Regions from separate parts of the Homo sapiens genome. Here region 1 is linked to region 2. A link is a contact called in ENCODE Hi-C data. All regions are on one chromosome and are shown on one strand. The core of a region is the stretch at or near the end of the contact, and the rest is flanking DNA. Distances in the headings are between cores, read along the strand shown.

Region 1 (2,808 bases), core at 69-2,568, 370 kb after region 2:
GTACTGTGTATTGTTTAACTATGCCAGGAAAGACATTCTTGCTTATCTATGAAAAGAGTTCATGTGGAAGAATATAATGAAAAGAGTTAGGCTAGGCATGGTGGCTCATGCTTGTAATCCCAGTGCTTTGGGAGGCTGAGGCTGGAGGATCGCTTGAGACCAGAAATTTGAGACCAGCATGGGCAACCTAATGAGACCCCATCACTACAAACAAATGAAAAAATATATATTAGCAAGCACTGTGGCACATGCCTGTGATCCTAGCTACTTGGGAAGATGAGGTGGGAGGATGACTTGAGCTCAGGAGTTTGGGACTGCAGTGAGGTCTGATAGCACCACTACACTCCAGCCTGGGTTAAAAGAGTAAGACACTGTCTTAAGAAAAAAAAAGAAAGAAAAGAAAAGAGAGGGGAGGGGAGGGACCTATGGAGGCTTTTCTCCCTAAATCTCATTAGTCTGAATAAAAAAGTTGGCCATATTCTCATTTCATGTGTTGTTTACTTTTATCTCCATGCAGTTTGGCTCATTTGGTATTTTAAACACAATAACAACTCTTAAAAGTAACAATAACCATCTCCTCTATATTGTCTAGAGGGCTGGATCAATGGGAGTATCAAAATAAACTGAACATTAACCAGCAAACCCTTTTTGTTTTAACCCTAGCTGTTAAGCATTTCTCCAAAGCATTAATCTAGAGAGTTTCATTGAGGATTTTGTGATGTCTCAAGGTCACCTTTTGAAGACAATAAAAATCCTCATGTAACTCTAGGACTCAAGTTGTAGCTGAAGAAAATGTCTGTGTAACTTCTGGAGAAGACTATGTTCTCCCAATTTAGATGAAAGTACAGCATGAAATACAATTTGATAAAGACTTAATGATTAAAGAGTCCAATAAATTGAGGTTTCACTGTCTATGGTTCTAAACCGAAAGCTAAACATTCAGTGTCTGGACAAAGGAGACAGTGGCTTTTATCACAGGCATATTATTCTGCCACCGAGGCTGTCCTTGCATCTGTTGGCACAACACCACAGAAAGTAAAACAGGCTCCCGGAATGGAGTTATTTCCATCCCCTCCCACATAGTATTCCCTCTGGAGCAAGCAATTTGTCTATACTCAACTTTTCCCTGTTGATTCTCTGAATCAGACAGACTTTCCCCAAACCCCTAGAGCTATTAGCCTTGTTAATCTTTGCCCTTCACAAATGAATCTTTTGTGCTGCCTGTGACTGGACTTGGATTGCTGTCTTTCCTTTCCTTTCATTCTTTTTAATTTTTTTTTCTCAAATGAACAATAAGAGCAAACAGCTCAGGATGAAGGAGGGTGGTGAGGAACGATGAACTCTGGTTGGTCAATCTTGATGACACAGTTTATGGGTTTGGAGGATTCCGTTGTCAAGGGACACAGGGCAGGGTTACCTCGTAAGGAAATAATGTGGTCATGTGATGAAGAGCTAAGGCTGAGAGAAACTGCAAGGTTTCTGCTGCTGAACAATGACAAAGTTCACTGGTGTTCTCAGGTGCAAGGGAGAGAATAGGCCCTCATTGTAAGGCAGCATCAGCCCTGCCTTTGTTTCTGTTTCCCTTACTGCGGCATTAACGCTATCTTGTCAGTTTGTAGGCAAGTTGACATGGTATATAACACTGATGGATATTGAGACAGTGCATCAGAATGGCTTGTCTTTGTTGATATGTGTCTTTGTACACTCCTAGACTAGGTCTATAAGTAACTGAAAGCTTTACCATACACAAAGTCTCATGAGGAAGCTTAACCCTTCGTCAACTAGTTCTATCTATTTGTCTTAATATCATGGTATGGTGAAACCTAATAAGGCTTGACAAATTAAACTTGGCAAGCTATGAACACTGGCCTTTTAAATATTTGTTTTTTTCCCTAATTCTAGGTGAAATTTTCTTTTCTGTTTTTTTAAAGGTGTTATTAATATACCTAGTGCACCTATTTATAGTCTATAGCTTGATGAATTTTTATAATACATGCACCCATGTAACCATCATCCAGATTAAGATATGGACCATTTCTAGCAGCTGAAAGACTCCCTGCTGCCCCTTCTCTGTCAATACCTACCCCCAAGAAACACTATTTTAATTTCTATTCCCACTGATAAATTTTGCCTGTTCTTGAAATTCACATAAATGGAATAATACAGAATTTATTCCTTTGGGTCTGGCTTCTTTCACTCAAAGTTATGTCTATGAGATCCATCCATGTTGTTCCATTCTTTTTCATGGTTGTGTAATATTTTGTCGTGTGACTATACTACAGTTTATCCATTCTACTGTTGACGAGCATCAGATTGTTTCCAGTTTGCATCCCCAGTGAAAATTTTTATACAAGTCTTTTGTGTATATATACTATCATTTCTGGTGAATATGCCCAAGACTTTCAGAAGCATATATGCTGTATGGTGGGCAGATATGTTTAGCTTTAGTAGATACTGCTTAACAGTTTGATAGTATTTTTAAAAAGTTGTTAATGTAAATTTAATCCAGATATAAGAAGTAATAGATTTAAAACGTTTAGATTACATACATTATTTGACTAGAAGTAAACACCTCATTGGGTTATTTATTTTCCAGCAATCTCAGAAATAATGGTTAGCAAAATTAGATGATGATTGAATGCCCTTCTTCATAAATAGTTGTCCACTTGATTGAAAGAATGATAACCAGAAAGGAGATAAAAGTTGTTTATGAATCAAAATCAGCAGCACATTTTTCAGCTTAGCTATCTTAATGAATTTTAAGCTGTGGGTAAAGTTATGAGATATTACTACTTCCTGAAACTGCAA
Region 2 (3,156 bases), core at 194-2,693:
CTGACTGTATGATGTGCTCTGTGTTAACTCCTGTCTTCTGTTATCCCTTTTTCATCCTCTCAGCAATCTCATTTAGAAATGAGGAAACTCAGCCTCAGAGAGATGAAGCAAGTTGCCTGAGGTCACACAGCAAGTTAGATGCTGGAGCCCAGGTGGAAATCCAGGTCTGCCTTTCTATTTCAAACTCTTATTCACCACACTGGGAAACCACTTTGATAATGTTGCAATGCCAAAATGAAAGAAAACTCCTCAAACTACGTGAACTAAATTCTCAGTAGCCTTTACTAAGCATTTCTATCAACACAAATCTTGCGCAGTGAGGAGACAAAAGATGCCCCTTCATCGTCAAACTCATAACTTGGCATTGAACTGTTCGACTTTAAGATCCTTACAATTTCTTAAATGCTATAATTGTGAAGTCTAGTTATTTAAAATGTTTTGTATATAAAGAAAATAACTTTTAAAGGTGATTCCTTACTGCTTATTTCACTGGGCAATCTGATATAAGGTCTTTTCCTAACTTGGGTGATCAAAACACTACTCATTCAGGCAATAGATGCTGATTCCCCTTACAACAAAATGCAGGCTAAAATTAGCCAAGCTGGTTTTCCTGCATTCCTTTCCTATCTTTCTGTGCCTTCATTTTTGAGTGAACGTCTAGTCTGCAGCAAGCTGTTACTTGTCAAGGATAGCAGCAAACTTCAGCCGGGAAAACGCATCTAAGGAGACCAAAACAAGAAGCAAAGTTACTGGCAGAGTGCTGAAAAGCCCTTCGCAGACAGTCAAAGAAACGAAAGCATGGAGGGATGGAGAGCAGGAAGGAGGAAAGATGAGGGGGAAACAGTCCCCGACCCTTCCCCTGGAATATCTGAAGGTGCTTGGTGTTCGAAGGCCACCCGACCTGTCTTTTGCCAGCTCTGCAGGATCCTGGGGCGGATGTTGGGTGGATAAAGCATGCCCCTTACTCCCATTAAGGCAGCACCTGCGGCTGAACTGAAAGTTTATTTTGCGGCCAGATGCGTAGGGCCGGAGAAGGTGGTCACATCCAGACGAAATTATTTTCAATCAACAGCTATTTAAGTACAAGAGGCTGCAGAAAGAAAGGGGCTAAGGGGGCTCAGGAGCCACTGGTGCCCATGAAAGCCTCCCAACCTCTAGCTCCCCAGCCCTAGCTCCGGAGCACCCACCTCCTTTCCAGGAGCCCGTAGCGTCCAGCCTCGCAGTCGCGCACGTGGAGAGCTGCGTCCCTACAAACTACCCCGGGCCGAGCCGAGGAGCGGGCGCTGGCGAAGTGGGGAGCGGGGGGCGCCCAGTGGCGGCGGCTGCTCAGCTAAGGCTGCGGCAGGTGAGGGCTGGAGCCAGGGCGAGCAGGCGAAGCTGCCTCGGGACCTCCCACGGAGGCTCGGTGCCTGCCCCCAGCCTGGCGCGGCGTGCCCGGTGCACTGCACGGCCCCAGCGGCCCGGCTGAGGGCAGCGCGCAGCGTGGCAGGCGAGGGCACGCCCAGCCCCGGGCCTGCTAGGTCTCGCTCCCGCGGAGAGGAGGCGCAGTCTGCAGATTTTTAAGGGCAAAGGGTGGCCGAAGGGCTGCTCGGCGGAGAGAAGGCGGCGAGAACCCGGGGCGCACGCTCAGTATCTGCAGCTCCTCTTGCGATGTCTCATCCTGACGCTTTAAGGCCGCCTCCAGTTTCCCTGTTCCCCCAGGCCCGCCGGGGACTAGCCCAGATGATTAAAGCCGCGCCACTTCCCCTCCTTTCAGGCATACCCATCACTCACACCCCGGGGTGCGTCCAGGCCCAGGAGACTCCAGCCTCCCGCCTAGAACAGCTGCCTCCCTCAGAAAGAGCCCCGGAGCACTTGTGGTCAGGGAGGTGAAGGCAACGACAAAACGATTCGTCTCTGAGTAAGAGGGTGGTGTCAGTCTCCAGAAGGCTGAGGCTCCCGACCAGGGGAGACTCCAGGAGACCCAAGGGCAGGCTGCATGCGGAAGTCTGGGCCACACCTGGTATGGCTCACCTCAGGATCACCACCGGTCCCGCCAGTCGCCTTCCTGTTGGATTTATTTTCAAAGAGGGCTGGGGCCACCCAGGAAGGGTGGGTGACCTGGGCAGTTTACACAACCTCTCCAAGCCTCCTTTGTTCATTTAATCACATTTGTTGAGTGCTTACTGCTCTACAGGCCTCCCAATGGGCCTGGGCTCAGAGAATACAGTGGTTAATAAAACAGACATGGAAATGACAGTTTCCTCATCTGTGAAATAGGTACAGAGATAGAATGCGTGCTCTTCCACGGAGGGATTTCATGCAATATAGTACAGGCTTTAGCGATTTGCATTAAAAGGCTTGTGAACACTTAAATTTTAATAAAGAAGTTATAAAATTTAGAAGTTGAATCTGTTTTCGCTTAAACATTACCATATTCAGGAATTATTATGGGTTTGAAAGTACATTTAATTTAAAAAGGTTAGTTGAACATTGTTGGCAAATATAGGATATTATAATTGAAATAAAATCATTAAAAACTTGAAACAGAATGTCTTCACTTGGTAGCGTTTGTCAACGATGGGAAGGGTCATCTGGTCCCACTTCCCTACCTCTTAACATCATGAAACCCTGCTTATGGCCCATTAGAACTTAGACTGTGGTCAGTGCGCGCGCGCGCGCGCGCACAAACACACACACACACACACACACACACACACACACACATATATTTTTTTGAGATGGAGTCTTGTTCTGTCCCCAGGCAGGAGTGCAGTGGCACGATCTTGGCTCACTGCTGCACCCTCCGCCTCCCGGGTTCAAGTGATTCTCCTGCCTCAGTCTCCCGAGCAGCTGGGACTACAATTTTTGTATTTTTAGTAGAGACCAGGTTTCATGATGTTGGCCAGGATGGTCTTGATCTCTTGACCTTGTGATCTACCTGCCTCGGCCTCCCAAAGTGTTAAGATTACAGGTGTGATCCACCGTGCCCAGCCTGTGGTCAAGATTTTATGTGTGACCTTGAATTATGGCTCTATCTATTCATACCAATATGGTTTTTCTCTTTTCAATTGAAAATATCTGCATTGTGCTAAAGAATTCGACTGGTTTTAAGCGTTCTTCTTGGCCTAGGTTAATTTTTAAACTTGTAATTTTATGTAGTGACTTGTGTGTATA

Evidence for each region. A loop is a pair of places that touch in the nucleus more often than their neighbours do.
Region 1: a loop to region 2 is called in a map of Caco-2, with 6 times the contacts of the local background. The contact joins the enhancer-like site here to the promoter of FERMT1 in region 2. A Hi-C loop is called at or near these places in 1 of 168 maps with a recorded cell type or tissue (Caco-2).

What each region holds. Positions count from the first base shown.
Region 1 is chr20:6,491,358-6,494,165 of GRCh38, forward strand. The region is part of intron 3 of CASC20 (cancer susceptibility 20); the gene reads left to right. Among named protein-coding and RNA genes, the nearest start is that of CASC20, 66 kb to the left of the region's middle. Within about 2 kb of position 1,319, at least 2 of the 41 ENCODE cell types and tissues checked have a DNase peak (open chromatin) inside an H3K27ac peak, as active enhancers do.
Region 2 is chr20:6,121,587-6,124,742 of GRCh38, forward strand. It overlaps FERMT1 (FERM domain containing kindlin 1), which reads right to left and starts at 1,444. Exons shown (of 15, transcript NM_017671.5): 1 at 1,188-1,444. RefSeq lists a silencer at 1,330-1,449.